4 separate regions of the Homo sapiens genome follow, and regions 2, 3 and 4 are each linked to region 1. The links are chromatin loops, found by intact Hi-C in ENCODE. Cell type or tissue: PC-3. All regions are shown on one strand. Region 1 has its middle 57 kb from the start of POMGNT2. Region 2 overlaps ANO10 (anoctamin 10). Region 3 has its middle 68 kb from the start of ABHD5. Region 4 has its middle 71 kb from the start of SNRK.

Region 1 (8,000 bases):
TATGTTATTGTGCTGCCTTCTGACCTTCATTTCTGATGAGAAGTCCGTTATTCGTCTTATTAAGAATCCCTTTTTTTTTCCGGTTTCCAAGATTTGTCTGTGTTACGTCTTGGTGTATATTGACTTGAATTTGTCTTGCTTGGAGTTTATTGGGCTTCTTGGATGTGTAGATTAAAAGTTTTTCATCAAATTTGAGTTTTTAGCCATGATTTCTTCAAATAGTGTTTTGCACTTTTTTTCTTCTCTCCTTCTGGGATTCTATTATACATATATTGGTACACTTGATGGACTCCTACTGGTTTTTGAAGCTCTGTTCATTTCTCTTTATTCTTTTTTCGGTCTCTTGATCAGAATGGATAGTCTCAATGGACTTATCTTCAAATTTACTCATTCTTCTGCTAGCTAAAACCTGCTGTTGAGCCTCTCTAATGAATTTTTCATTTCAGCTATTGTACTTTTTGACTCCAGAATTTCCACCTGGTTCTTTTTTATAATATTTGTCTTTTTATTGAAATTACCTATTTGGGGCAGGACATTGTAATATTTTTCTTTATTCCTTAAGACATGGTTCTTTGAACATGTTTATAATAGCTGATTTAAAGTCTTCATTTGGTGATCCAATATAAGGCCTCCTTTATGAATAGTTTCTGCCAATTGCTTTTTTCCCTGGATATTAACTATACTTTTCCATTTCTTTCATGTCTTATAATTTTTGTTGAAAACTAGACATTTTAGATAATATGATGTGATAGTCTGAAAATCAGATTTATTCTCTTCCCAGGATTTATTGTTGTTATTACTGTTTACTGAGTGACCTTCCCGGATTACTTCTCTGAAGTCTGTATTCCTTGTAGTGTGTGGCCACTGAAGTTTCTACTCAGTAGCTTAGTTGTCAGTTAATTATTGGTCAGAAGTTAGTTTAAATTCCTTGAACCAATAAGTCTTCTATCCTTCCCAAGGGACTGTGTGTGTGTTGAGGCATGCTTCCAATACACAAGCAGTTTACCCCTCAGCCGTAGCTTTCCTGTTTTGCTTGTGCAGAGCTTCGAGGTAAGCCAGAGATGAGAGATGAGGCCCTTTCATTTTTTTTCCTAGGCATGTGCATAGTTCTGGATATGCATGTGGTTTTCTGGATTGCCAGGGATCTGTCAAAACTTTTCAAAATGTGTTATGGACATCTCATTTCCTAAATCTTTCTTTTAAATTTTTGGCCTGCTCTTTAGTGTGGATGCTTTAGGGATGGGATTTTTTTTAGATGTTCTAAACCCCAGCTGGTAGCTCCAAGGCTGCCAGTTTTTGTAGTTACAGTAGAGCTAGGCAGTGATTGTTGGGAGTAGGTCAGGTCGCAAAGCCATAAACTGACCAACCTGGGCAATATAGCAAGACCTCATCTCTATAAAAACAAAATTAAATTAAAAAAATTAGTCAAGTGTGGTGGCATGGGCCTGTAGTCCCAGCTCCCTGGGAGGCTGAGGTGGGGGGATTGCTTGAGCCTAGGAGTTTGAGGTTACAGTGAGCCATGATTGCACCACTGCCCTTCAGCCTGGGTGACAGAGTGAGACCCTGTCTTTAAAAAAGTAAAACAAAGTAAAGCCATAAATTGCTACTCTTATGGAGGTTCAGTAGTTCTTCTTAAGTAAACTTGTATTGTTGCAAGCTTTTGGTTGATTTTTGGAGTTAAGAAAAAGTTAATTTTAACAATTTTTTGCCAGTGTTTTCATTGCTTTTATGAAGAAACAGATTTATGAAGGTTCTCACTCTGCCATTCTGGTCCTCTATTAATTTACATTCAGCAGTTTATCCTTTTTTGTTAGTCTAACAATACCACTGTAGACATTCTTGTACACATGTCCTTTAAGCATTTGTCTGATTACTCTTAAATAAATTTTTCATGCTGGATCAAGGAGATAATGCTTGAAATTTTTATACCCCAGCAATGTAATAACAGTGTGGTCCCTTCAATAACACGCTCAACTCCTTTCCAGAATTGGGTTTGATCATTCTTTTACGTCTTTGCTGGTCTGATATGCAAAAGAATCATTTTTTGTTTGAATTATCATGTCCTTGATTACTAGTGAGAATAAATATCTTTTCCAATATTTGCCACTATTTGCTCTTCTTTTGTTTATATTATAGCTTTTCTCTATTCCTGTCTCCTCCCATCTCCCTCATTCTCCCCCACCACATCCCCCATGAAGAGCCTGAACTCTTTGAAAGGTTCAATTCCACTATTGCCTTATAAACCAATATATCTAAGTGCCAATGAAAAACTGTCTCAGACCAACTCAGAAATGCATGATGAAGTCATAACCAAAATGTCTTGGTGTAACAGATGTTACAGCTTCAGCATCAGGGGTGTTATTGCCTTGTACAATTGCTTGTGTGATCCCATTTTCCTGGGGTAGCACAGACGGCACTCCCAGCCTAACAGGAATCGGTTTTTCTGCTTTATGATGCACTCTAGAACCGCTAATTACGTCCATCTCACCCCCAGCTATTTGTTATCTCTTTCCTTCTCCAGACTGAGAGATGGAGGAGGGAAGTCAACCTGGCTTGTCCGAGGGGTGCAGGATAGCCTGCAGGAGCCCTGCCCAGACTTTGAATGTAACTCTCCCAGTCACAGCTTTTCAGGGGCCATCTCACCTGAGTCACCATGGGGACAAAGTACAGGAGGAACTTGCCTTACCCTGCTCATGGGAGACTCCATCACAAGATCGTGTCTCCTGCAGGAACAGGGGGCCCAGGAGACTCAGGATCCCACTCTGGCTCTGCCTAGAGTGTCGCATCCTAGAGAACAGGAGGATACCCTCGGGCAGCCCTTGCCTCTTACAGAATCAACACGGTCAACAGGAAGATGAGAGGCGGGACTGGCTGGCTTGAAGTCCTGTCCAGCCCAGCCACTTATGATTGGGTTACCAATGAACACCTAGCCCCTGCGTGAATATTCAGAGGTTGGTGAAGTGCACCCTCCTCAACCCTCACCTCCTGCTACCCACACAGGACACCAGTCCTCAGTTTGGTCTGGGGAGTCAAGCTGCCTGAGCTTGAATCCCACCTCCACTTTCTACTGGCTATGTGACCTTGGGCAAGTTATTTAAGCTCTCTGCTCCTCAGTTTCCTCACCTATAAAATGGGGACAATGCTATTACCTACCTCAGACAGTTGCTGGGAGTGGTTCTAAGAGAGGTAACAGATATACAGTGCTTCCAACTGTGACTGATAGACAGTAACCACTCAAAAAATGTTAGCAATCAAAACGCTTTAGAGTTTAGCCACTGCTCCTAGCCCTGCCCTCTGCAGCCATTGTCTATCTCAACAGCAGGAAATCTGCTAGGGCTGGGGCACACTGAGCACTGTGCCAGGATGCCCACCACCTGGGGATGGGTGAGGAGATGGGCTGGTGGAACCCTGGAACCCTGCTCCTGCACTGTTTCCTGGGAGAAGAATTTGTGCCTGCTCCCAAGTGCAATATATGGAGCCCCATGACTTAGAGTCAGAAAGATATGCCTTTAAGTGCCTGCTCCTTATTGACTCTCCATGAGACCTTCATAAGGGTGAATTCCTTAAGCTCTGGGTGTCGATTTGTTCATTTTGAAAATGGAAATCAGAGTATGCACCACTTGCTGTGTTAGGGGAAAGATTAAATTGCTAATGCCTAAGACCTGATAAACACCACTGGCACCACACTAAGGATTCATCTTGGGTCGTAAAAAGTGACATTCTGCTCTTATCATAAAGAGCCCCCCGCCCCACCTCCACAACCCTATTTCGAATAAAGGACATACCAGTTTCTGCAAATTTGGTCTTATTTAAAGCCAAGCAGAGGTGGCTTTTATGTGATGTGACATAAAAATTCAGACTGAGCCCTGTTTTGCTTTCTCTTTTGGCTGCTAACTTGACCTAGCTGCCTTTCTTCCCCTCACACCACGGGAGTTCGGGTTGCCAGGTAAAATCAGCACAAGTCTAACACTTCCTGTCAGCTCAACCTGAGTTTCTTCCACTTATGCTGTCTGCAGTGGCTTCGGCATCCCGAGCCAAGGGGCCAAGGGTGATGTGTGGCTGTGCTGACACATCCCCTTCCCCTTGAGTAGCCCTGGGACCTGGGATGCGGGAGAGGGAGCAAGTGAGCCAGTGCTCAGAGAACAGCCACCTACAGACCCCTAGGCAGGAGACCCCAAAAGGCCGCACTTAGCCTCCACAAAGAACCAGGCCCTCTTCCTCAGCGGAACCATTTCCAGAACGCAAAGCATCCTCTGGGGAGGTCCAGCTGCTGTGCCTTTGCCACTTCTCAGTGCTGAGCTGGTTTGGCAGGGAATGTGGCAGGCAGCAGTTGGCAGTCACAAGGGTCAGAGGAGCATTCTGTGGCATTTATACAGAGTCACGTTTCTGACTTGACTGAAAGTAGAATCTTTAATAATATATAGGTTTTAAGTGACTGAGGGTTGCTCTTGCCAAATCCTAGCATAAAGCATATTTTTACAGCTGGGATGATAAATCCCTGAAAGACGGCACTTACCATGGAAACGCTGACACAGCCTTTCATTCCCTTCACAGTGATTAAAATCCTTATTTCAATTTGTTTTTCTTTATTTTGAGCTAGAGTCATTTGCAAGCCCAGGAATACATCTCTCTGTGAAAGAAAACGAAATGCTGCCCTCTGTCAGAAATAAAATGAAACTGTTCTTAACTCACTGCAGTGGTACAAATCTCGCCTTGAAGAATCATGAAAACCCAGGAAATCAGGCTTTCTAGCCAGAGTAGAAACTCCTGCAGAACTTACCTTGTTTCCTAGGGAAAGTAAGACAGAGACAGGAAGGCAGGCAACCAACGGTGTGTTATCAAACCAGGGGCCACTATGGGCATCTGGAGATTTAGCCTTTGAGGAATTCCGGGAGCCATTGCAGCCAGTGCACATCAGGACCATCCTGCCTACAAGGTGGGATGCTCTGGGGTGTTTGTTCGCCAGTTCCCACCAGTCACTGGTTTCAAGCTGCCGCACATCAGTGCTTATGCATTTCTGGCCTGCTGCTCATTGCGGGCTCCAATGGCCAGAGGGAGCCCTCAGGCAAAGAGATGCAGATTTGGCAGTTGGAGGCCCAGCCCTTGTGCTGGTGAGGCTTGAGTGCATATAGGGAGCCCTGATCTGTCCACTGATCCCACTCTCCATTATCCCTTTTATGCTTCTTTGGACTGTTTTATTTGCAAGTATATTTAATATGGTTTGGATGTTTGTCCCCTCCAAATCTCATGTTGAAATGTAATCCGCAGTGTTAGAGGTGGGGCCTAGTGGAAGGTGTTGGGGTCAAGGGGGCAGATCCCTGATGAATGGCTTGGTGCCCTCCCCATGGTAATGAATGAGTTCTCAATCTTAGTTCACAGGAGAGCTGGCTATTTAAAGGAGGCTGGCACCTCTTCCTCCCTCTCTTGCTCACTCTCTCGCCCTGTGACATGCTGGCTTCCCTTCCCTCCTGCCATGACTAAAAGCTTCTTGACGCCTCATCAGAAACCAAGCAGATGTGGGCTCCATGCTTCTTGTACAGTCTGCAGAACTGTGAGTCAAATAAACTTCTTTTCTTTATAAATTACCCAGTCTCAGGTATTCCTTTATAACAACACAAAATAAGCTAACACAATATTTCATTCCCTTGGGGTTCAGGGAATTCCCTCTGTTTATCCAAGTCTTATCATCCGTGCTGAACCAAAAGCTCAGTGATCCTACTAACCAAATGCCCAGGAATGTCTTTCTACCTTTCCAAATCTTGTAATTGGAAAATCCATAATTGACCTGGCCACATGTCTTAATTTGCCAGTGAGATCTCAGCAGTGTTTCTCATTTAATAGCTGATGTGGTCTCAAATTTCCCAACCTAACAAGGCTTCATTCAACTCTGCAGATCATATTAGAACTTGGCCTAATGAGACCTGAGCATTTCCCTGATTCTGCACATGGTCAGAGCTTGGCAACAGGGTTTTCCAGAGTGTTCCACAGATAATCAGTCTGGAGAGATATTCCTCAGAATGGGGATTCAGAGATGAGATAAGCCTGGTAACATCACTAGGTATAGCACCCTCTTAAAGATCATAAGGCCCACCAGGATATTAAAGGCTCTGAGAAGTCCTGCAGGGAATAAATCCAATTAGCTTTGTTTAACTCAATGTTTCCCAACTTATTTCATCACTGGACTAGTTCTTCACGAAACATCTATTATCATCCTGTAACATACCAGATATAGTACACTTAACTGGATTTGCCTTTTATTTGTTTTCCCCCCTTATTTTAGTGAATTTTAAAAATATTTTTATTATACAAGTATGACATGTTTTGTAGAAAGACTGGGCCGGAGGCAGTGGCTCACGCCTGTATTCCCAGCACTTTGAGAGGCCAAGGAGGGCAGATCATGTGGTCAGGAGTTCGAGACCAGCCTGGCCAACATAGTGAAACCCCATCTCTACTAAAAAAAAAAAAAAAAATACAAAAAATGAGCATGGTGGTGGGTGCCTGTAATCCCAGCTACTTGGGAGGCTGAAGCAGGAGAAGTGCTTGAACCCGGGAGGCAGAGTTTGCAGTGAGCTGAGATCGTGCTTTTGCACTCCAGCCCGGGCAACAGTTCGAGACTCCGTCAAAAAAAAAAAAAAAAAAAGACTGAAAAAATACAAATAAGGAAAAAAGGAAGAAAAGGCACCGTGACATAATTACTGTGAACATTTTGGGTTCCGGAAGCGCATGTGTCCATGTTTCAGCATTCCTTTGTGAGAAGCAGTTTTTACTATAACAAAAATTAATCTGTCTTCCCAGATTATATTCGGTTTTATGACCCTTGATTCTAAGTAGCAGATTTCATAAAAGAAAACACACATTCTTCTAGCCAGCAAAAGCCAAAGAACCATTCTGAATTATTTCCAAAACCCCAGGTGGAGGAAAATTCCTCTACCATATGTTGCACCTTTTATGGGAAGTGGCAGGCCAAGAAAATAAATGAATTGGTAGGAAGAGGAAAAAATGTGATTTCTCAACCATGGAAAAATATTTATTATAAAAAAGGCAATAATGAAATACACTCAAGAATTTGGAAGGTTGTCTTTGGAAGATGAGCCCAAAGGTGACTTTCTTTGCTGCTGTAAAATCAAAGCATAAAGATAAGTATTTTGTAAAGCATCCTCTCTCCCCCGACAAAACCAGTCACAGTGGGAGTTAAAGCAGAGTAGGGAACACCGTGTCTTGGTTGTGGGAGAGAGAGCCTTGCCTGGGAGGTGACACAGCCCCTGGGGTAGGGCCAGGTGCGTCTCTCCCAAGAAGCACTGGGCTTGCTGCATGACCTCCAGATGCGGCAAGCCATGTGTGGGGCCATGGGTGGCTGCAGGGGAAGCAGGAGGTACAGCTGGTCACAATGACATCAGAGCAGGCCGAGGAGGGAGCACCTTAATTACCCCTTTCACAAATGGTCCCTGAAAACCTGAGCATGTTTCTTTGCTAGGGGCTTTGCCCTGGCTATCTGTTCCTTCAGACTGGCATCATCTTTCAGGTCTGAGTTTAGAGAGGGCCTGTGAGGAACCCTAGAGCACATAGCATTGGGGCAGGGCCAATATTTGCCTGACTGCAAAACCTACAGTCTCAAGCTTTGAGCTCTCACAGGGTTTTCAGATAGTTACAGTTTAAGAAGGGAAGATTTCTGCCTTAAACTTGGCACGTATGTGCTATCTGAAGTCTTGGGGAGAATATCTGATGCATAACTCCAGATCTCCTTCTTTTCAAGATAATGGCGTGTCTGAAATGGCTGAAGACAACTCCGATTCTGTCCTTTGGGGACTGGAAGACCATTCTGGGGTTGGGGGTGGGTACAGGCTCTGTGGACACAGTCACAAGCCACAGCCCCCTTGCTGCTAGCCTGTGTCCCTTGCCCTCTTGCAGCAAGAGCCAGCCAGTCCTCCAAGCTCTGTGACAACACTGCACAAGGCATGGACCCAGAGGAAGCCCCTCCAAGCAGAGCCAGCTGCCCACCG
Region 2 (8,000 bases), 300 kb before region 1:
TTTTCACTCCTAACAGTGCAATTAATGAAACAACTGAACAGGACCTGGAATATTATAAAAGAGAATAGTGAAAGATTCTTGACAGGTCATGTGCCTTCAAGTCCTGTTAATTTGATGAATCAGTAGGAGATGAAATCAATATAAACCTGAAGGAATTGTCCGCGGGGCAAATCACTAAAAGCAGCTGATTAGGCCGGGCATGGTGGCTCACGCCTGTAATCCCAGCAGTTTGGGAGGCCAAGGTGGGTGGATCACGAGGTCAGGAGTTTGAGACCAGCCTGGCCAACATGGTGAAACCCCATGTCTACTAAAGATACAAAAAAAAAATTAGCCGGGCATGGTTGTGTGTGCCTGTAATTCCAGCTAGTCTGGAGGCTGAGGCAGGAGAATCGCTTGAACCTGGGAGGTGGAGGTTGCAGTGAGCCAAGATCGTGCCATTGCACTGTAGCCTGTGTGACAGGACAAGACTCCATCTCAAAAAAAAAAAAAAAAAAAAAAGCAGCTAATTGATGTAGGATTGAAAATCCAGCCAGGCGTGGTGGCTCACACCTGTAATCCCAGTACTTTGGGAGGCCGAGGTGGGTGGATCACGAGGTCAGGAGATTGAGACCATCCTGGCTAACACAGTGAAACCCTGTCTCTACTAAAAGTACAAAAACTTAGCCAGCCTTGGTGGCATGCAGCTGTAGCCCCAGCTACTCGGGAGGCTGAGGCAGGAGAATCACTTGAACCCAGGAGGCGGAGGTTGCAGTGAGCCGAGATCGCACTACTGCACTCCAGCCTGGGCAACAGAGCGAGACTCTGTCTCAAAAAAAAAAAAAAGAAAACAAAAAAAAGAAAACCCACTGAGATGTTTAGGGAAGAGATTTGAGTTACCACCACCACAGTCTGACCTGCTGAGATTGTTTAGTTTGAAGCCTGGATGCATTCATGAAAACAGGTGAAACATTGGGTGCTGTGGGAACTTTGTAAAGCTTGATTTACATTTAAAGTTTATGTGAGCTCCAGAAATCCCGAAAATTCACTGTTTTTTTGTACAGTCCTAGAAAGCCATGTGCACACATACCAGGCATATGGTGACAGTTCTTCCACTGGTGCAGCCTTTGCTCTGTCACTCTTTGACTCCTTCACAGGAAGCTTCCATCCTTCCAGGGCTCTTTCTGTTACAGGAAAGTGTTTTGGGTCAGAGATAAGCCTTTCAGCATTTCCCAAGGGCCCATGTGTCAATACTGTGCTGCACACTGGGGATGCCATGGTGACTGAAATAGTTGTGGAAATTATGAAACCAACTTGTAGAGTAGACCACTTTGTGAAATCCTTAAGGATTACCCACCTACCAGCATTGTGCCCACAGCAATTTTTTAAACACATAAGAAATCACTGCTAAAAATTATTAGACATTATGGCCAAAGCAGGAAAGTAATTTTGCTATGAAAGGAAAATAGCTTGTGGATTGAAAGGATTTATAATTAAAGCTTAAAATATGACCTAGATACTCACATTATACAACCCCAGGCACCACAAAAGAGTACTTATGCTCAATGCTAAGAACTCCATCACTGTGATGAAAGCTAAATAAAGTGTCAGTGTTTTTCCATGTAGTTTCATAGCTATAAATTGACTGGAAAACTCTAAATTCGTTTGTATTTTCTTTTAATTGTCTTTACAATTTGGTTTGTGAATCTCTCTGTCTGACATTGTATTTATTACTGTTGCAGTTAAAATTAGAAGAGTTAAGGAAGGATCACTGCATTATACCTTATGCACTATTCTTCATCAGCTTTCTTGAAGTATAATTTACATACAATAAAGAGGACCCATTTTAAATGTTCAGCTTGATAGGTCTCAACAATTGTATACATCCAAAATCACCACCACAAGAAGATTTAGAACATTTCTATCACTCTGGAAAGTTTCCTCCTCCCCTCTGCAATCAGTCCCTTCTACTCCCCAGCACAGGCTGTCACTGAAGTGCTTTCTTGTCACTACAGATGACAATGGCCTGTTACAGAAATTCATATAGATGGAATAACATAGTAAGTATTCTTTATATCTGGCTTTTTATTTAGCATAATGCTTTTGAGATTCATCCATGTCATTGCATGTAGCTTGTTGCTTTATATTGCTAAATATTTATTCCATTGTATGAATATACCATAGATTTCTTATCCATTCACCCATTAATGAACATTTGGGTTGTTTCCATATTTTTACCGTTATGAATGAGGCAGCAGTGAACATTCTTGTACCCATTTCTCATGTGCATATGTCTTTATTTCTCTTGGGTAAATACTTTAGTGGAATGACTGAGTCTTATGATAAGTATATATTTAACTTTATAAGAAATTTTCTAACTGTTTTATAGAGTGGTTTTAACATTTTACATAAACTTCAACCAGCAATGATTGAGAGTTCCAGTTGTTCTAAATCCTTGCAAATATTTGCCATTGTCAGTTTTTAGTTTTTTTAGCCATTCTGATAGATGCATTGATATTTCATTGTGATTTTAGTTTGCATTTCCCTGGCAACTAATGATGTTGAACATCTCTTCATGTGTTTATTAGCATACTATTTGTGAACATTCTGTTAAAGTTTTATGCTCATTTTTGTTGCACCATCTTTTCATTATTGAGTTTCATGTATTCTTTACATATTCAATACACAAGTTAATTGTCAAATATAATACATATATTGCAGATATTTTCCCCAGTGTATGATGTGCTTTTTCATTTACTTAACATAATGTGTTGAAGACAAATTTTTAATTTTTGGTAAAGTACAGTTTCTCGTTGTGTGTTTGTGATTATTGCTTTTTTATGTCTTGTCAGAAAAATCTTTGGTTACCCTAAGGTCCTGAAGATTTTCTTCAATGAGTTTTACAGTTTTAACTTTTACATTTATACCTATGATCCATTTCAAGTTAATTTTTGTTTATAGTATGAGAGAGAGGTTAAGGTTCATTGTTTTCCTATATGAATATCCAGTTGTTACTCTAGTCGTTTGTTTAAAAGACCCTTTTTTCTCATTGATTACTTTCGCACCTTGTCTACATTCATCTTGCCATATATGTGTGTCTCAATTTCAGGACTCTATTATATTCCATTTATATATCTATATTCTTATGTGTTGATTACTGGTTTTTTTGTTTGTTTTTTTTTTTTTTTTTTGAGATGGAGTCTTGCTCTGTCACCAGGCTGGAGTGCAGTGCAGTGATCTCGGCTCACTGCCACCTCTGCCTCCCGGGTTCAAGCGATTCCCCTGCCTCAGCCTCCCGAGTAGCTGGAACTACCGGCACGCACCACCACGCCTGGCTAATTTTTTGTATTTTAGTAGAGACAGGGTTTCACCATGTTGGCCGGGATGGTCTTGATCTCCTGACCTCATGATCCACCCTCCTCAGCCTCCCAAGGGTGCTGGGATTTCAGGCATGAGCTACCATGCCCAGCCCAATTACTGTTGTTTTAACTCTTCATGTCAGATAGTGTTAGTCCTGTAACTTTGTTCTTTTTTCAAGTTGTTTTGCCGTTCTGGATTCTCTGCATTCCCAGAGGAATTTTAAAATCAATTTGCTGATTCCTACAAAACTTTTTGAGACTGCATTTCATTAGATTGATTTGGAGAAGATAAACTGACATTTTAACAATATTGAATGTTCTAATTCATGAACTTTGTATATCTTTCCATTTATTTAGGTCCTCTTTAATTTTTCACAACAATATTTTATAGATTTATTTGACAGAATTTGTACATATTGTATTCATCCCTAAATATCCATTTCCAATTTTAATTGCTGGTACAGTCATGTGCTGCATAACAACATTACAATCAGTAATGAACCATATATATGACAGTGGTCTCATAAGATTATTTATTTATTTATTTTTGAGATGAAGTCTCACCCTGTTGTCCAGGCTGGAGTGCAGTGGTGTGATCTCAGCTCACTGTAACCTCTGCCTACCAGGTTAAATTGATTCTCTTGCCTCAGCCTCCAAGCAGCTGAGATTACAGGTGCCTGCCACCATACCTGGCTAATTTTTGTATTTTTAGTAGAGACAGGGTTTCACAATACCACATTTTTACTGTACCTTTTATATGTTTATATATATTTAGATACACAAATATTTACCATTGTGTTACAGCTGGGGACAGTATTTAGTATAGTAACATGCTGTACATTTTTGTAGCCTAGGAGCAATGGGCTATACCACATGGCCTAGGTGTGGTAGACTGTCTAGGTTTGTGTAAATACTGTCTATGATGTTTACACTATGACAAAATCATCTAATGACACATTTCCCAGAATATATATCCATTGTTAAGTGATGCAAGACAGCTGACAGGAAGAAAATTGCTTTTTATGTTGACCTTTTATCCTGAAACTTTGAAAAATTTGCTTATTAGTAATAGTTTTATTTATATGGGGTAAAACTTAGGATTTACTCTGTACATGACCACATCATCTGCAAATAAAAACAAATTATCTTCTTCATTTATAATCTATAGGTTCTTTGTTTACTTTTCTTGCCTGATTGCACTGGTTAGGATCTCCAGCAGAATGTTCAATAGAACTAGTAAAAGTTATCATTCTTGTTTTGTTCCTGATTTTAAGGAAAAAGCAATTAAGTTTTTACCATTAAGTATGATGTTAGTGACTCTCTTTCTCAGTATCTTTTTAAGATTGAGGAAATTTGCCTCTATTTCCATTTTACTGAGACTTTTTATCCTGAATGACTACTGAAGTTTGTCAAAAATTTTCTGTATATATTGATATGATGGATCATTGTTCTTCTTTATTCTGTTAATGTGTTGAATTATATTAAATAACTTTCTAATGTAAAACCAATCTTGCATTTTTTTTTATATGGGGTCTCTGTCTGTCACCTAGGCTGAAGTGCAGTGGGGCAGTTATGGCTCACTGCAACCTCAACCTCTTGGACTCAAGTGATTGTCTACCTCAGCCTCCCAAGTTGCTGGGACTATAGGCATGTGCCAACATGCCTGGCTAATTTTTTAATTTTTTGTAGCTGCAGGGTCTTGCTATGTTGACCAGGTTGGTCTCAAACTCCTGAGTTCAAGTGATCCTCCCACCTTGGCCTCCTGAAGTGCTAGGATTACAGATGTGAGCCACCAAGCCTAGCCCAACTTTGCATTTCTGAAATATATCCCACTTGGCCATATTTTATTAGAGATTGCTGGATTTGATGTTCTAATATTTTGCTAAAGAATTTTACGTCTATACCAATGAGAGATATTGGTCTGTGGTGTTCTTTTCTTGAAATGTTTTTGTCAGGTTTTGGTATCAGAATAATACTGTCCTCATGAATGTCCCCTCCTTTTTTTTTCAGAGAGAGGCTGTGTAGGATTGATGTATTATTCCTTTTTCAGGTTGCTGATAAAAACATACATTGGGCAATTTACAAAAGAAAGATGTTTAATTGGACTTACAGTTCAATATGGCTGAGGAAGCCTCATGATCATGGCGGAAGGCGAGGAAGAGCAAGTCATGTCTTACATAGATGGTAGTAGGCAAAGAGAGAGAGCTTGTGCCGTGGAACTCCTCATGAGACTTACTCACTATCACGAGAACAGCATGGGAAAGACTTGCCCCCATGATTCAGTTACCTCCCACCGGGTCCCTCCCACAACACATGGGAATTCAAGATGAGATTTGGGTAAGGACACAGCCAAACCATATCATTCTGTCCCTGACTGCTCCCAAATCTCACATCCTCTCATTTCAAAACCAATCATGCTTTCCCAACAGTCCCCTAAAGTCTTAGCTCATTTCAGCATTAACTCAGAAGTCCACAGTCCACTCATCCAAGACAAGGCAAGTCCCTTCCACCTGAGTCTCTAAAATCAAAAGCAGGTCAGTTACTTCCTAGATACAGTGGGGGTACAGGCATTGGGTAAATACAGCCATTCCAAATGGGAGAAATTTGCCAAAACAAAGGGGCTACAGGCCCCATGCAAGTCCAAAATCCAGCAGGGCAGTAAAATCTTAAAGCTCCAAAATGATCTCCTTTGACTCCATGTCTCACATACAGGTAATGCAAGAGGTAGGTACTTAGCATTGAGCATAAGTACACTTTTGTGGCACCTGGGGTTGTATAATGTAAGCATCTAGGTCATGTTTTAAGCTTTAATTATAAATGCTTTCAATCCACAAGCTATTTTCTCTTCATAGCAAAATCTCCTTTGACTCCATGTCTCACATCCAGGTAACGATGATGCAAGAGCAGCTCTGCTCCTGTGGCTTTGCAGGGTACAGCCTCCCTCCTGGCTGCTTTCAGGGGCTGGTGTTAAGTGTCTGCAGCTTTTCCAGGTGCACAGTGAAAGCTGTCAGTGGATCTGCCATTCTCAGGTCTGGGGGACAGTGGCCCTCTTTTCACAGCTCCATTAGACAGTGCTCCAGTAGAGACTCTGTGTGGGGGCTCTGACCCCTCATTTCCCTTCCTCAGTGCCCTAGCAAAGGTTCTCCATGAGAGCCCCGCCCCTGCAGCAAACTTCTGCCTGGACATCGAGGCATTTCCATAGATCTTCTGAAATCTAGGCAGAGGCTCCCAAACCTCAGTTTTTGACTTCTGTGTGCTCACAGCCTCAACACCACGTGGAAGGTGCCAAGGCTTGGGGCTTGCACCCTCTGAAGCCATGGCCTGAGCTCTACATTGGCCCCTTTCAGCCACGGCTGGAGTGGCTGGGACACAGGGCACCAAGTCCCTAGGCTGCACTCAGCATGGGTACCCTGGGCCTGGCCCACAAAACCGCTTTTTCCTCCTAGGCCTCCTGGCCTGTGATGGGAGGGGCTGCCTCCCATCTGACATGCTCTGGAGACATTTTCACCATTGTCTTGGGGATTAACATTCAGCTCCTCATTACTTATGCAAATTTCTGTAGCTGGCTTGAATTTCTCCTCAGAAAATGGGATTTTCTTTTCTATCACATTGTCAGGCTGCAAATTTTCCAAACTTTTATGCTCTGCTTCCCTTATAAAAATGAGTGCTAGGCCTGGTATGGTGGTTTAACACCTGTAATCCCACCACTTTGGGAGGCCGAGGTGGGTGGATTACCTGAGGTCAGGAGTTCGAGACCAGCCTGACCAACATGGCAAAACCCCATCTCTACTAAAAATACAAAAAATTAGCCAGGTGTGGTGGTGGGTGCCTGTAATCCCAGCAACTTGGGAGGCTGGGGCAGGAGAATCACTTGAACCTGGGAGGCGGAGGTTGCAGTGAGCCAAGATCGTACCGTTGCACTCCAGCCTGGGTGACAAGAGCAAACCTCTCTCTCGAAAAGCAAACAAACAAAATACTGAATGCTTTCAACAGCACCCAAGTCACCTGTTGAATGCTTTGCTGCTTAGAAATTTCTTCCACCAAATACCCTAAATCAACTCTCTCAAGCTCAAAGTTAAATGAATTTCTAGGGCAGGGGCAAAATGCCACCAGTCTCTTTGCTAAAGCCTAACAAGAGTCACCTTTGCTCCACTTCCCAACAAGTTTCTCATCTCCATCTGAGTCCACCTCAGCCTAGACCTTATTGTTCATATCACTATCAGCATTTTTGTCAAAGCCATTCAACAAGTCTCTAGGAAGTTCCAAACTTTCCCACATTTTCCTATCATCTTCTAAGCCCTCCTAACTGTTCGAACCTCTGCCTGTTACCCAGTTCCAAAATTGCTTCCACATTTTTGGGTATCTTTTCAGCAGCGCCCCATTCTGCTGGTACCAGTTTACTGTATTAGTCCATTTTCATGCTGTTGATAAAGACATACCCGAGATTGAGCAATTTATAAAAGAAGGAGGCTTAATTGGACTTACAGTTCCACATGGCTGAGGAAGCCTCATGATCATGGCAGAAGGCAAGGAAGAGCAAGTCACGTCTTACATGAATGGCAGCAGGCAAAGGGAGAGAGCTTGTGCAGGGAACTCCTCTTTTTTAAACCATCATATCTTGTGAGACTTATTCACTAACATGAGAACACCACAGGGATGACTTGC
Region 3 (8,000 bases), 600 kb before region 1:
GTGTACTCTTTACCTGGGTTCACTCAATGTTAAGATCTTGCAAAACTGTAGTAAAATATCACAACCAAGAGACTGGCATTGACACAAACCATGGCCCTTGTTCAGATTTCCCCAGTTGCACATGTCCTGGGCATTCTCTCTCTCTCTCTCTCTCTCTGTCTTTGTGTCTGTGTGTGTTGTTTAATTAATTTATTAATTAATTTATTTATTTTTCTGAAACAGGGTCTTGCTCTGTCACCCAGGCTGGAGTGCAGTGGTGCAATCAAGGCTCACTGCAGCCTCGACCACCTATTCTCAAGTGATCCTCCCACCTCAGCCTCCCTTGTAGCCGAGACCACATCTGGCTAATTTTGGGGTTTTTTTTTTTTTTTTTGGAGAGATGGGGTTTCACCATGTTGCCCAGGCTAGTCTCAAACTCCTGGATTCAAGCAATCCTCCCTGTCTAACCCTCCAAAGTGCTGGGATTACAGGCTTGAGCCACCACGCCTGGCTGAGTTCTATGTTTTTATCACCTATGGAGGTTCATATATCTGCCACTACAGTCGAGATAGTGAATGGTTCCGTCACCAACAGCAGGGAGGAACATACTTGAAAATGGATTGACCAATAACTTGATTCCAATGCTGTGAGAGACCTTGAGCCAGAACCACCCAGGGAAGCCACGCTGGATTCCTGACCCTCAGAAACTGTGTGAGATAATCATTTTTTGTTCTAAGCTGCCAAGTAATGATGTACTTTGTCACACAGAAATAGATAACTAACATAGATACCTATATCAAACACGTGATTAAAATGTAGACCGAGCTCAAATGTAGTCTGAGCTCATCCCAGACCTAGACTCTGCCTTCTATAAACTCTCCCAGGCAGCTCTGATGCACATTCTTTGTTTGAATCACTGCTCTGCCACTAACTTCATGCAATTTACCTCACCTCTCCAACCCTCAATTTCACACCTGAAAAATGGGCATAATCATACCTCATAAGCTATCAGAGCTTTGGTTTTTTGTTTTGTGTTTTATTTTTTGTTTGACTTCTGGGTTCAAGATAATGCACATAAAGCCCGAGCGCTAGCCTTCTTGGTGCCCTGCCCATGTCCCCTCGCCCTCATCATCTCAGAGCCTGCCTGGTGGGGTGGTTGGGGACTGCAGGCACCCACATTGCTTTGCCTGAGACCTTTCTTTGCTGCTAGAGCCCAGTTTGCTGCCTCAGCAGTAAGCCTGAAGTGCTGGGTATTTAACACCCTCCCAGTCCCCCAAAGTAATGACTGACAGAGCTGGGATGTAAACACTTGACTCTAAGTGGCAAGTTCTACACTGGCTCCCAGAATTCTACAGCAGAATTAAGGTTGTCACCTACAGTGGTAACTTGTTTCATAACACACCATTTATTGGCTCACCTCCCTTCTGTAGGTCACTTCCCCACTTCCCTAAGGTGTTACTTTCACTGCCCACATAAACCACTTACACCAATATCTTTGCCTCAAGATTAGCTTCACAAGGACCCAAACTAAGACAAGTACCTAGTGGTGTCAGCACATAGTATGTGCTCGGCTAACAGTTTTGACTGTGTGTGTGTGTGTGTGTGTGTGTGTGTGTGTGTGTGTGTATGGCATGTTTGTTTAGTGAAGGACACAGAAAGAAATTCTTAGCTAATATGAAACAGTGAGGAGGTATCAGCAGCATCAAAAATCCAAGGATGACTATCTAGACTGTCAAGTATGTGTCTACTACAAATCAACAATGACAAAAATTCAACAGGAAATAGAGAGTGGTCATCAGGCAATGCACAGGAGAAGTGACCAAATGGCCAACAAGTATGGGAGGAGAAGCTCCAGATCAGCAGTGATCTGAGGAATTGAAATTCAAATGAGATGTGCTCTTCTATCCACAGGAAGGGCAAAAGTTAGAAATGTGGGTAAGTGAGGACCTATACTGCTAGGAGATATAAGGTGGAACCACCTCTCTGGAGATCTTTCTGACAACATTTAACAAAATTCAGAATCCATTGACTGGCTTCAACACCTAACAAATCCACCCTGAGCACATCAGTCCCATGGAAGTTCTCACAAAGTACCAGGTGGTATATTGCACTGTTTTTCTGTTGGGGAGTTGGAGGCAGTCTGGTATCTTTCAGTAGGGAAATGGATAAGTAAACTGTGACAATGCACTTAGAAGCAAACACAGAATCTATAGAGCAACATGTGGCGTAGGAAAAGTAGGAAACGGAATGAGATTTGTAGCAAAATTCCATTATGTAAATTAAAAACAGACACAAGGCAGATGTATGTATTTTACAAGATTATATACATATGTAAGGACATATTCCAAACACATTTGAAAGGGTGGCGGCGGGGGTGCTTTTAAAAACAGACTTAAATGAGAAAAGTAACATTTTAAAACATTAGATGATAACATAGAAAAGTATCTTTATGACCATGGGGTAAAAATTTCTTAATTAAGACATGCAAAACACAAACCTTAAAAAAAAAAGGATAAATCTGGCAATATTAGAATTTAAAGCCTTTGTGCAATAAACACTATGTAAAAAATGATAAGCCACATACTGGGAGAAGATATTTGAAATGGATGTAACTGAAAACGGATTGGTATAAAGAATACATAGAGAACTCCTCCAAATAATGGCTAATATTTATTGAATACTTACAAAGGGCCTGGCATTGTTGATGGTGTTTCACATGGATGGAATAATACAAAGCAAAGAGGAAATAAAAACTGGCAAAGGATATACACAGGCAATTTGTGAGTTACTTTGTGTCACATTGTGTCTTAACGTAACATACAGAAATGGGTTCCCTCTTTGGTTGGCCCCTTTGTAGCTATACCATAGACCTCAACAGGTGACATGACTTAGGGGGTAAGAGCACGGCTAGCCTTCGAGAGCCAAGATCTCAGTCCAAGATCCTGATCCACTCTGACCTTCTGTTTCCTCTTCAGTAGGAAGACAATAATACCTCCATGTGTGGTATGAAGTGCTTAGCACAGTATTTAACACACAGCAAACACTTACTAAATGGCAACTATTTTGATGATGCAAAATAATAGTAGCGCACATGTAGTAAGGACCTAGTCCTAAGCTATTTAAATATGTATATTCTCATTTAATCCCTACAGCAGTTTTCTGGGGTAGTTCCTGCTTTTATTTTCATTTTACAGATAAGGAAACTGAATCTAAGGGAAGTTAGGAGGCCACCCAGGTCATGCAGTGGGCTCTGAAGCCAGGCTCACACTCTGAACGACCACATGGCACCCCCTTCTGTCATGGGCATGAGCATGGGGGTGCTACTCTTTCTTCTTAACATGAAAAGTATCTAGAACTTTAGAAATATTGTTTATGAAGCTGAATGTGTTTCTGAATGAGCACCTCTCAGACTTTAACATGCAAGTAAATAATGGGGATGAAGTGGGAGCAGATCTTGTTGAAATGCATATTCTGATCCAGCAGGTCTCAGGGGAAGCCCAAGAATGTGCATTTCTACCAATCCCCCAGGAGATTCTGAGGCTACTGGTCCTCACACCCACTGGGGAGTTCTGCTTCTAGGATCCAGTTATGACACCCACTCCTGGGTTCATTTTGCTTTGCAGGGTGATCAGAATGCTTTGTGTTTGTACCTGTGGACAATAGGGGGCTCTACAAGCTTTAAAAGATGGCATGTGTCATCAGCACACATTCAACGGAGGCCAGAATTCAGCACACTCAGCAGTGGGTGAACTGCCTCTGCACCTCTGTGGCTCATTGTTTTCCACACAAGAGTGCTCGGGATGACATGGGCCTGGACTATTCTGGGCCTTGGTCAGGTGGCAGCTGATTTACAGGAAGAATGATGTGGCTCCAGAGAGTCACGGTTTGTTCACCAGCCATGGGACTCCTGCTATGAGCCAGACCCAGGACAGTCTGCGAGGCGAGGATGAGGGTGAAGCACCACAGTCCCTGCACTCAGGAATTTGAAGCATTTATGGACATGCCTTTGGTGGAGAGGGTGGAGAAAGCCTGGAAGGTCAAGCTGGCCGGCATTTGCCCTAGTCAGGGGTTACAAGAATCAGAAGCCCTCTTACTGGTCAGGAAGGGGAGTTTATGGGAAGGAAGGAGCTGCCCAGGAAAAACAGCAGGAAGAGAGGCAGCTCCACCACTACAGGGAAAAAAGGCCCTCAGAAAGCCAAATAGCACTCTCCTCTCCTCCCTCCTCCCCTGGCCCTCCTACCCTGCTGGCTCACCTCACCCAGGCCTCTGTAACAAGGCTCCTGGCTTCACACCAGTCACCTGCGACATCTGCATCCTTGGTTTCAATTGTTGAAGGTAAAGGCTGATTGTTCTATTTTTGTTCTGTGGGCAAGGCAACTTCTTTGGAAGTGGCCGAGGCAGACCGGGCCAGGAAACCTGTGCACTCATTCCACTTCTGTGCCTGCCAGGCTCACACATCCTTCTTCTCATAGCACATTTTTAAAGGATCCTGCATTTACCAAGATCTAAAAGTGCAAACATGCACTTACCCGTGAGAGACACCCACAGTCACAGCTGTGTGACTACACCCAGAGATGACCTTGTTAACCATTTTTCTCAGAGTCCACAATCTCCAGTGGAATCTGTTTCTCCCTGGTTCTGTAACAGTCAAGCCTTGTGTTTCCTCCTCATAATTTTGCAACCTGATTGTAACAACAGTCCTCACTAACACATCCTAAATACAATAATGCAATTCAAGCAAGGCAAGTTCAAAAACACTTTCCATTTGGAAGGGGGTGAGGTTGATAAATCTCCAGAACAGCCCCTTAATCCAGAGCAAACTTCATCCAAGGTTACATGGCAGCATGGGCCCCCTTCCACAGCTGCTACTGAAGGGGAGGATTCTTGTGGATAATCAGGAACATGGTGGGACCAGAGAATTCCACAAGCATCACTGTTGACTTGTCTCTCTGGCACAGGGGGAGTTCTTTGGTCAGCAAACCTGGCTTCCAGATAGGTAGGGCCCATATCTTAGTTCTTCTTTTTTCTTTTTTTTTTTAATTTTGTCTTGGTGCTTTATACACTGTTTCTTATAGTGTTTACTAAGACACAGTCTCTGCCCACAATGAACTTTGGTACATTGTGAAAATATCATGTGCAGAAGATGGAAAAAGTGCAGAGTCTCTGCACTTGGTGTTCAGAATGCAGAAAAGAAAGGAGAATGGCTGAGGTATGAGCTGGTTGCTGCTGGTTGGTGAACAGATGCCATTAACTGGCAAGGAAGAGGCTGGTGTGGACTGCAGAGCTGGTGACACCTTAAGCTTTTTTGCACTTCCAGGGGGCCAAGCAAGGCAGAAGCAGTCATTGTTCTTTTCCCTGTACCTGTCTCCTTCAGGACAGGCACATTTGGCTGAGCACAAATAAGAATCATTTGCAGAAGAGCTCTAAGAGAGGAAGGAGTCCAAAAACCTTTGACCTAGGATTATGACTCTCACTGAAAGTTGTAAGAACTGACCTTTGACCTAGGATTATGACTCTCATGTAAGATGTAAGAACTGAGAGTCATTGCAAAAAGGCTGCAAGATCTCAGATCTGCAGGACTGTGGGCTGTCTCCTCTAAATGCAAAGAACTGGGGCCTAGGTCTCACGAGATAAACATCAGTGATGAGGGCAGTGGGCTGGTGGCGAAAGAGGCAGAGAAAACAGCAGCTCTGGTAACTGCTATTTTAAACACTTTTATTAAAGCAACAAAAGAAGAAGAAGAGGAGGAAGAGGAAGAGGAAGAAGGAGAAGAAGAAGGAAAGAAAGAGTGAGCTCACATAGAAAGCTTAACCTCTATTAAATCTTAGAGGCAGATTAGAAATAATTATAAAATTCGATACGCACAAATGGGAATGCATAGGTTTAAGGAGTGAGTGGATTAATTGCACATGACTCCAAACGTGGGCTAAGGAGGTAGACAAGATGCCTCTTCCTGAGTGTGTGACTTTAAGGAAGCTTCTTAAGACCTCCAACTTCAGTATCCCTGAGGGGAAATCTTTAAATGGAGATAGTGGCACCTACCTCCCAGGGTACTGTGAACATTAAGTAACTATTGCCTAGCAAGCCTTTGGTAGAATGTGTGGCACGTAGTACATGCTCAGTAAAAAGTGATTGACGTTGCTGTTCCATGAACTAGACAGGCTTTAAAGTCAAGTTCCAAAAATATCTGAGTGGTATCCACATCTTCAAAATGAGCAGCCAGCCTCTCAGCATGGAACCCTTTGAAGGAGCCACACTGGCAGGTAGGAACAGCCATGCTGAAGGGCTCAGGGAGCAGGAACCGGGCCACCTGCACAGGGAGGGTTTCCTTCCACTTCAGAGCAGGTAAATGGTTTCACTTCCCATCCAGCTCAGGTAGATTGATGATGGCTACCAGGATTTCAGCCCCAACAAGGATGACAAGGCAAGGGTCCTTCAGGATGGAGTAGCCATGCCTTTCATGGGGACAGGAGAAAGGTGGGTTGACTTAATAGGCTACAGATCCAGAAGTTAAATTTGTGCCATTGTTCGGCATAATCATAGTATTATTTAGTGAGAGTTCACCATGTCTGAGCAGTAATTGTCAGGGTGCTTTACATTTATGTATCATCTTATTTGATCTTACATCAATCCTGTGAAGAGGGTACATTATAATCCCCGTTTTTCACATGGGTCTTACGGACTAAGTCAACTGCTTGAGGTCACTTGTAGCAGATTCAGCCACTGCCCAAGTGTTGTGAACAACAACTCCCATGTGCCTGGCTTCTGTCACTTTTGAGAACAGCTGCCTCTGACTACCAGGGTCTACTTTGCCTACCCACAAGAGTCTGGGGTCCTTGGGAATTTAGGTGTGCCAGGTAAGCCCTGAACCTTAGACTGTTGGGTGCAGGGCTATAAATGTTTCTAGCTCCCTTGCCTTTGACAGGCACACTCAGGTGTGGTCTCCACTGACCCCAGAGCTCCACCAGAATTGAGCCAAGTGGGAGCCTTTCCTCCTCCTTCTATGGGACTGTGTTCGATGCTGCCCCTTTGCACCCTGCCTGGCCTCCTTCCCTTCCTGGCCCCACTCTCCTGTCCCCCTATTGTATTTTCCTAGGAGTATTCTGCAATGAAACACTTTCGTGCAAAGGTTTATCTAGTGGTCTGCTTCTGGGAAAACAGACCTGCGAGGTCACTTGGTTGTAAGTGCCAGAGCCTGAGTTCAACTCAGGTTCACGGTGTAAACTGCCTCAAAGAGAACCACCCCACCAGAACCAGTAATAATAAATGTGCAAAGACGGAAGACCTAAATAGAATTCTCACCAATGCTCGGGGGCCGAGTCCCAAGCAAGGCCTGGCTGTGAAAGCTGTGCCTGCCGACCACCTGAGACTTGAATATCCTGCGTGGAAGCCCTACAGACTCTGGTGTGCCCTCTGCCACATCCCAGCATAATCCTGGTGGAGAAAGTCATTGGAATTTTGGAAGCTAGGAAGGCTTTCCTTAGCCTGGTAATTATTTTTTCTTCCAAACCTCTATGCAAAGAATGTAAGTTAACTGATTAGGCTAAGGCTCTGTGCATCCTGTTGTTCTCTTTTCTGCAGTCATTTGGGTCTTTGTGTATCTTTGATGTGTGTGAATTAACATATTCTGCAGCTCCTCCCACTCACCGAGAGAAGGGGAAAAGATACCAGCCACAGCCCTTGCAGCTGAAACAAAAAACCTGAGCCTGGGTGGAGGCCAGAGGGAGGAGGAGGGCTTTTCTCCCTATCTCACCATTTGGGAGAATTTTCCCTAGAACAGGAAAAATAAAATAGTGTTCTTGTTCATGAATATTGCAGGTAGAAAAGAACACACTCTAGGGTATGCCTGAAACTCCACTCACCTTGTCTCCCTGGAAATGCTGAAGTCCATGAGTCCCAGGAAGGACCTTCACTCAACACTTCCCTAGCCTCCAACTCTCTTCCAACCCAGCCTCACCCCTGCACAGGGAGGTTTTCCTTCTACTTCAAACCATCTTTATATCAAGGGATGGTTTCATCTC
Region 4 (8,000 bases), 52 kb before region 1:
TAACCAAACTTCCCATGGCAATGCTATGGTAGGGCTTTTGAAGCAGTGGCTTTAGACCCACTTGTTTCACTGTGCTCTGGTCTTCTCAACTCTCTTGTCTTAGGATCTTGCCAGCAACTGCCCTGTTTTTTTTGCCCTATCTCTTAGGTCTGATTCCTCACTCATTCTTTGGGCTTGTAGACCCTCTTGGGCTTCCCCAGCTTGGACCATTTCAGGCTGTCATTTGTGACTTGCACCTACTCTCTTGTTCTTCCTACATCTGTTCATTTCAATTATCCACTCACCTGACCCACCTGTAGTTTCATTTCCAGTTCCAGCGGCCCAGAAGGGAGGTGAGATGTAGCAAAACGACATCTTCAAGTCTCCTGAATCCAAACACACCTGCCACAGTTAACCATCATGTACACCTAGGGACAAGTCTGTGTTCAGCCATGTGCTGTGGATCTGTACTTTGTAGGAATTGAGAATATGTATGAATTTGAGGTTGATAGCTAGGTAGATACTGAATTATTTCCATATCACTTGGTATAGCCATCTTCCCACCACCATGACCACCTAGACCCTTCCTCAGAACTCTCTGGACCTTCCCTTAATCCTGCAACTTAAGGGGCAATGCCTGGCCAACTGGGGGTGGGAGGATGCCAGTGGGGCTTTGATTGGGTACCCTGACCAACATTCTTTTAATTGGTTGATACCTGAGCCATACTAGTTGATATAAATCTTAAATATCAACCTGTGAAAATGTGCTGTAGTCTCAGACATTTCCATATCAAAAATGAAAAAGAAAAAAAAGCCAGACATGTGACTGCCATGTCAAACATTCTCAGCCTGCAGTTTCTTCTCTTCAAAGGCCACCCCAGAGGCATGAATGTTGGTTTGCAACAAGGAGATTATTTCATAAATATTGCTCTTTGCCAAATCCCCAGAGGCCCTTGAAGGTTGGGTGCTAATAAAGCTTGAATTATTATTAAGCATGTGGTCTATGTAGGTCATTGCCAAGTACTGGCCTGATGAAAAGTAAAGAAAAACAAAGCAAACACAATAACCCCAGATAGAGCATGGATGAGGAAGTGCAACCCCATTCTCCAAATAAGAAACACACCTGAAATCTCTTTTCTTTTTTGTCTTGAAACCAAGAAGGACTTGGTTTCCCCACCTGTAAAATGAGGGTCATAAGAATGACCTCCTTCACTAGTGTTTTAGAATTTTTGACAATATGCTTCTTTAGAAGAAGGGGGGCGGCCAGCGAGGAATAGTGTTGGTAGACTCAGCTTTATCCTGTAGCTTTAGGTTTTCAGTTGCTGACACATGTTGCAGTGTTTGGCTTTTATTTTACCCAGCAACCCCAGAAAGGGGGTGCGGTAGGAGTAGCAAAAGGAAATGCTCCAGGAATTCAAGGTCTTGCCTGAAGGAAACCGCAGATGCCTTAGTCAGATTCTGCATGGAGGCTCTTTTCCAGATGTTCACAGGGAGATGACCCATGTCAAGCTTTCGGCCACTTGGGCAAGTTTCAGGATTGTTCTTTAGGGAGAACCTCTTCCTGAGCAATGAGGAACATGTGCATTTCCCAAGCATCCTGTTGGGTGGTAACGTTCCCTTCCTTACCAAGGTGCTTCCAGCTGAAAGGGTGTCAGTGCAGGCAGGAGAGGCAGATGAATGGTCTGAGGCCTGGGGTTAGGCATCTGGAGGAAGATGGTGGGATTGGAGGTATCTGGGGGTTATTGCTGGATCCTAGATTTGGAAAGATGCTCTCGGGGAGAAGGCAGTAGATCTACTTGTGCTAATATGGTCTCTGGCAAGAGGATTCCAGGCTGCGTCATCTCCTCTGACCCTAGCAGAGAATGAGAATCCTTAAGAAGAAAGCGTAGAAAGCACAGGAAGAGAGGAACTCAAGCTAAGCTGAAGGGAGGAGGGCAGAGCTGGGGGAGTTGTAGCACAGTGGAGACCACACCAAGCCCTAAGCATTCTCCTTTTTTTTAAAGAAGAGAGAGAGAGAAAGAAAAAAAAAAAACCTCAGCTAATGTTTACTTCCTCCTGTTTTACAGAATATTTGAAGTGAACCTGTACCTTTAGTTTCATTTACATATGAAATAAACACATGTATTTATTTGGCGCCAGGCACTCTTCCAGAGTTTCATAAGTTTTAACTCATTTAGTCCCTATGACAGTCGGAAGTAGTTAGTATGGTTATTCCCATTGCACTGTGAGGAAACGGAGGCACAGAACGGTTGAGTGACTGGTCCCCACAGTTATACAACTGATGAGGAGGAGCTGAGATTGGACTCTAGGCAACCTGGCTTCCAAATCTATGCTCTTGACCCTTGACTTAGATTTTTTAAAATAGACTTTATTTTTTAGAACAGATTTATAGAAAATTAAGAAGACACTATTGAGAGTTCCAATATATTCCTTACCTAGTTTATGCTATTATAAACATCTTATGTTAGTATGGCACATTTGTTACAATTAATGAAGCACTATTGATGAACTATTATTAACCAAAGTCCATAGTTCATTTGGATTTCCTTAATTTTTACCTAATTCTTTTTTTCTGTTCCAGGATCCGATCCAGGATTCAACATTACATTTAATCATAATTTGTCCTTGGGCTTCTCTTGGCCGTGACAGTTTCTCCAACTTTCCTTGTTTTTGATGACCTTGATGATTTTGAGGAGTGATGGTCAGGTGTCTGGGAATGTGTCTGATGACTTTTTCTCATGATTAGACTGGGGTTCAATCCTTGATTCTTGATGGGTATAATGCAAAATTCCACACTAGTTTTGTTTTTTTGTTGTTGTTTTACATACTTGTTTCTTTTTGGAGGAAGAAAGAGATTCCTGTTCTGTAGTTGTTCTGGGTCATCCGGTTCCATTTAAAAAGAATAATCTTAACACAGACTCTCCAGCTGTTGTGAGGCAAAAGGGCCCTTGGTCTATGTTAGCCTCCATATTTCAGGATTGCAGGTTGCATTCAGCTCCTTCGCGGCCCTAGGCTGGCCCTGTTCATTCATCCCTGTTAAAACTGGGCCCTGGCACAGAAAAATGTAAAAGGAACACTGTTGGGGGCTCGGCACTGTAGGGCTCTGCCCTACCCACTTATCTGTCATCTGGTTCTACTTGCTTCCTGGTAAGCAACTCTTCCTCATGCCTTTGTCTTACCCCACTTAACCCAGAGCGACAGCCTGCAGCATGCACATGGCTAGCTGCCTCCCAGCTCTGGACCCTTGATGCTGTCTCTGTAACCTTTCTTGTTTTTTTCTGCTGTCTTTGCAGAGGCATCTCCTCAGTTACTCCTGCATGTGCACATCTGTAGGATTGCTACCCGCCACCTTCCTTAGGGGCTGTCCTGGTAAGTGGACCCAGGCACTCAGCAAACCCACCATCCCAGTCTACAGCACTGTCAGATGCCTCCTTGTGGTCCAGACTGGGGACACATCCTTTTTTTCTTCTCAGAGAGAACTCAGATCATAAAGATATTTACATATGGAAGAAGTGCTTGAGATATGGTCTTGAGATTATAAAAATACACTCAACCTTTTAAAACCATAGCAACACAAGAGACAAGAAGGCTGAAAACTAAAGTGCATTTAAATATAGCTGTAGGCTACAGGTTTGGAAATATAGTTTTTTAGGAAAACAATTAGAGGGAATAGAGTCCTGCCTTCATTCTCACCTGTATCACTTAGAGCCCCACCAAGCTCTAAGCCCAAACCCCAATACATGTCTGTTGGCTGCATGAGTGAATGAACCTACAGAAGAAATTTCCCAGCTGCCTCCAACAGGTCATAGCCCATCCCTTCTCCATCTCTTTTCCTCCTTTCCTTTGGTCTGGATAGTCAGATAACAGGTTTGTGGCTCATGTTACCTTCTCCACCCTCCTTGTGATACATTGAGTTCTTGGCCGCAATTCTTCATATTTTGCTGCATCCACACCCTTTGCCATGGAACTTTGCTGATCCTTTCACAACTTTGGAAGAATACTTCCCCACCCTTTGACTTTGGGCTTGACCATGGAATATTAGCAGAAGTGACGCACAGAGGGGTTGAAATGTGCTTGTGGGACTGTGTGTGTCCTCTTCTACCTCTGCCATTGCCATGAGAAGAGCATGCCCCAGCTAGCTTGCTGGTCCTCGGAGGATGACAAGCATGTGGAACAGATCTGGACCAAACTGCAGCCTGGGGCACAACCCTGCTGATCCAAGCCAAGATCAGCCAAATACCCACTGATCTGTGATGTGTGAGCAAGTAACAAATGCTCAGGGGTATGCTACTGAGGTTTTGGGTTGTTTGGTGCTCAGTAATAGCTGATGGAGACACCACTCTACCTTCCAGTCTCTCTTGGATATCTATACAGGCAGAAGTCTTCTGGCAAGAGGAGTCTTCATGTCAAATCCTGTCCCCGGAGACCATTCCTTCCTTATGAGAGCCTAGTGTGACTCACCACTCCCAGAAAGCATTAGTGTGTTAGTAGCAACGGTAATTAGTGTTTACCTGGAGTTTTATTAGCAGAAGGTCACTGTGACATACAACTGTCTTAGGCGGTAGAGAGGCCAGGATTATTGTGCCCATTTCGCAAAGAGAAAATGAAACACTCAGACAAAGTGAGGGATTCACCAGGGCTGGATGAGGAGGCAGCTGTCTGAAGGGAGAATGAGATAAAGGAGTTCCTTACACCCAGGGGGAAGTCACATTTGTGTGTGCGTGTTTTCATTTTTATAACTTTTTCATCATGAAAGGGGATGTATGTCAATCGTAGAAAAATAGGAAAATGTAGAAAGCATTGAAAAAGTCCTATACTACCTACTAGTGTTTTTATTTATTTCTCTTTATTTTAATGCATGTATATTTGTTATATATCTTTCATAAGTTAGAATTATGTTGTATATAAAAGCACTTTCCCCATGGCATTTAACATTCTTTAAAGACCTAGTTTCTAATGTGTAGTATTATGTTCTATGGACTAATTCTAAGTTGTGTTAGCATTCTCTATTTTTGTAAATGTAGCTTGTTTATGATTTTTTACTATTAAAAACAATGCTTTTGTGGACATCTTTGTTGGTGTGGGAGATAATTTATGTATTAAGTGCTTGGCACATGGTGTACTCCCTTCAGCGTAATAAATGGTAGCAGTATAAATATTTGCCTAAATCCCTGACTATTTCCTTTAAACTTTTAGATGAATTTGCAGAGTTAATAAGTTTTAATATTTAAGCAGTTTTTGATACATATTGTTGAATTGCTTTCCAGAAAGGATGTCCCATTTATTTTACTAATGGTAGTGTTGAAGGAACCCATCTCACAGCCTCCTGGCTGGCATTGAGTATTCTCCGGAAAAAAAAGCACTGCTAATTTGACAGGTGAAAAAGAGTAGCTCTTTGTTGCATTGTTGATTACTAGTGAGGCTAAAAATTCCAGCATAATTATTAACCATCAGTAACAGGATGACTCAGATGGACATTTGGGTCAGGCCCTGGCTAATAAATAGCTTTGAATGATTGAATTATCAAAGGTGGCCATGCTGCAGGTTTGAATAGAATTGCTAAGTCTAGATGCTAAGGACTGGAATGGTTCAAGTGTTGACTTTATGGGCAGGAGTTTATTCCCAGTCCTGCCTTGCTCAATGGAAAGTACTTTCAGATGGACAAAATTCTGATGTAGAAGTGAGACAGGACTGAGAAGGGGATGCTGGGCTTTGGAGTTGGCCAATCAGTCAGTAAGAGCCCCCGTCAAAAGAGGAGCTGGGAAAAAAGCCCCTGGTCAGCTCTTTGGGGACCGGGGCTGCCAGTGGTAGCACCTCCAGAGTTCGTGGAGGTCCATGGGGAACCATCAGGTGTATTTGGACCTACAGGCAAGTCTGTTCTCAGGGAGGATGTGGGAATGTGAACTCAAGTTTTCCCACCTGGTGATGTTGTGAAATGACTCAGCCACCAAGCTGGTTGAACTAGACTAGCCCCTGCCACACTCCTGTGTTTCTGTTCCTCTAGGCATGGCTGACACCCCCTCTCTCCTTCCCCATGACTCCTCAACTCCAAACCAGAGTTCGCTTGCAATCGCTTATTCCCCTGCGTTGTCACTTTTTTCATTCACAAGTTACACTCCTCCTCTTGATACAAGCTACTTGAGAGTGGAGATAGGATTTTATTATCTCTGTGTCTTCAACAGATATGAGTGTGAGAATGAATGAATGACACAGTAGCATCTAGAGTACACCAAGAGTAAACGAGGGCCTCAGCATCTAGTTGGGAGAAACAGCCAAAGTTTATTCTTTATCAATCTGTTTCACCACAGAGTTTTGCTGGATGGAAAAGTTACACCTCAGATATCAGGTTCTGTGGTTGGTCAGGTATTTGGCAGACAGTGCATCACGCATCCTGGTGCCCTGAAGAGTTTTTCTGTTTTTGCCCTGCTTTGACTTTGCACTGAGAGCCAAGTCTCATCAAAAGGAGGATTTTGTTTTAACCACCTGCCCAGCTTTCTTCTAACGCAGTGGTCCTCAAACTTTCTTGAGAATCAGAATCACCTGGAGGGCTTGTTAAGATACAGAGAGCTGAGTTCAAACCCCTAAGTTTCTAATTTTATCATTTCTAACAAGTTCCCACTTGGTGCTGTGGCTGCTGGCCTGGGACCACAGTTTGAAAACCACTGGTCCAAATGTTTTCATCTGGCCCTGAACAAGGTGCCAGACTGACCTTCCAAATCCAAGAAAATAGGTATATAGAATATTCGGCCACTGTGCCAGGGCCCAGCTCTGCTCATCCCCATGTCAGGACTGGGCTATCTTTTCTTGGCAGGAAGGCATAAGTAGACTGGGCCATCCAAGCCTGAGTTAGACGGCCTTCAGGGCCTGCAAATCACTGTTGCAGGGTCTGAAACCTTATCAGGGTATTCAGTAGCTTCCCATAGAAGCACATAAAGTTGAAGGAAGATAGAATTTTATATCCTGAGAAAAATCCAAGCTCTAGGACCCCAACTTTGTATATAAGGCAGTGGCCAGGTGTCTCACCTGACCCCTTCCAGAGCTCATTCAAGAGATGGCCCAGCTCATGGTAGTCCATGAGGGCCTCTGTGTCCTCTCCATTCTGCCCAGTCTGTGACCTCGATCTTCATAGAAGAAGCTGAGAACCTAGGCTAAGACTTGCTTTCCACCAGCATCATCATCACACGTTAAATAAAATCTGAACTCCTTACCATGCCCTGAGGGTGCCTGGTGCTCTGACCATCCCTGCTCTCCAACTGGTCAACTTCACTGCTGTCCCTCAAAAACCAGGCTTGTCCCATCTTGGAGCACCGCAGCTGCTCCGCCTAAAAGCTGGAACCCCACATGGGACACTAGGCTGGCTGTTCAGGCATCTCCTCTCCAGAAAGAGCTTCAGTTCACCCTCCATAAAGCAGCCCCGCCTTCCACCTGTACCTTCTGTCCCTAGCTTCCCAGTACTTGTCACCATCTGCTACATGCTTACTAATCTGTTTACTTGTTTATGATCTGCCTGCCTGTCCCCTCCAGAATGTGAGCCCCACGAAGGCAGGAACCTTGTCTGCCTTCCTCAGCTGTGGCCCCAGCATCTCGAACATGCCTGGCACATTGCACATGTTCCATTAAGATTTATAGAATACACTTGTAGGCTCTGCCAGATATACCATGGAAGGCAGGGTCTGAAATGCTTAAATAACATACCCCAGATCTTGACTCGGAAATCCAGGATCAGGCTCCAGGTTCACTTCCTAACAACTTGTTCAGATGGGAAGAGCCAGGGTCATAGGTGAGGCTTCTGTCCCCACACCTGTTGCTCTGGACGGGCCCCTCAACTTGTGTTGGCCTGACCTGCCTCACCTGCCAACGGGTTGGATAACATTTGTGTTGCCCATCCCCAAGGCTATGTCAAGGCCCAAAGGCAGTAGCTGCTGGGAAAGTGCTCTGCTAGGAAAAAGCTGTGGGGCAAATTTGAGTTTTGGGCTGCTTGTACATCTCCATGGCTTTAAAATCTGCACATGGCATTTAAT

The links. A loop is a pair of places that touch in the nucleus more often than their neighbours do. Peaks named below come from ENCODE experiments on the same cell type or tissue, not always from the same donor. Only the 100,000 strongest peaks of a DNase experiment are listed, where the experiment ranks them.
Region 2: a loop joins it to region 1, with 8 times the contacts of the local background. A loop is called at or near these places in 3 of 110 quality-filtered maps.
Region 3: it touches region 1 in a loop (5-fold over the local background); 4 of 110 quality-filtered maps call a loop at or near these places.
Region 4: it touches region 1 in a loop (6-fold over the local background); 18 of 110 quality-filtered maps call a loop at or near these places.

What each region holds. Positions count from the first base shown.
Region 1 is chr3:43,158,947-43,166,946 of GRCh38, reverse strand. No RefSeq gene overlaps it. Among named protein-coding and RNA genes, the nearest start is that of POMGNT2, 57 kb to the right of the region's middle. In PC-3, a CTCF peak has its summit at 4,658; a DNase peak (open chromatin) is centred at 4,636; H3K27ac peaks cover 1,672 bases.
Region 2 is chr3:43,461,537-43,469,536 of GRCh38, reverse strand. All of the region lies in intron 11 of ANO10 (anoctamin 10), which reads left to right. Among named protein-coding and RNA genes, the nearest start is that of SNRK-AS1, 110 kb to the right of the region's middle. In PC-3, no CTCF peak of the experiment used is centred here; a DNase peak (open chromatin) is centred at 4,256; H3K27ac peaks cover 2,085 bases.
Region 3 is chr3:43,755,329-43,763,328 of GRCh38, reverse strand. No RefSeq gene overlaps it. Among named protein-coding and RNA genes, the nearest start is that of ABHD5, 68 kb to the right of the region's middle. In PC-3, a CTCF peak has its summit at 3,625 (motif pointing right); a DNase peak (open chromatin) is centred at 3,788; H3K27ac peaks cover 1,201 bases.
Region 4 is chr3:43,211,291-43,219,290 of GRCh38, reverse strand. No RefSeq gene overlaps it. Among named protein-coding and RNA genes, the nearest start is that of SNRK, 71 kb to the left of the region's middle. In PC-3, CTCF peaks have their summits at 3,200 and 3,400; DNase peaks (open chromatin) are centred at 4,450 and 5,920; H3K27ac peaks cover 2,969 bases.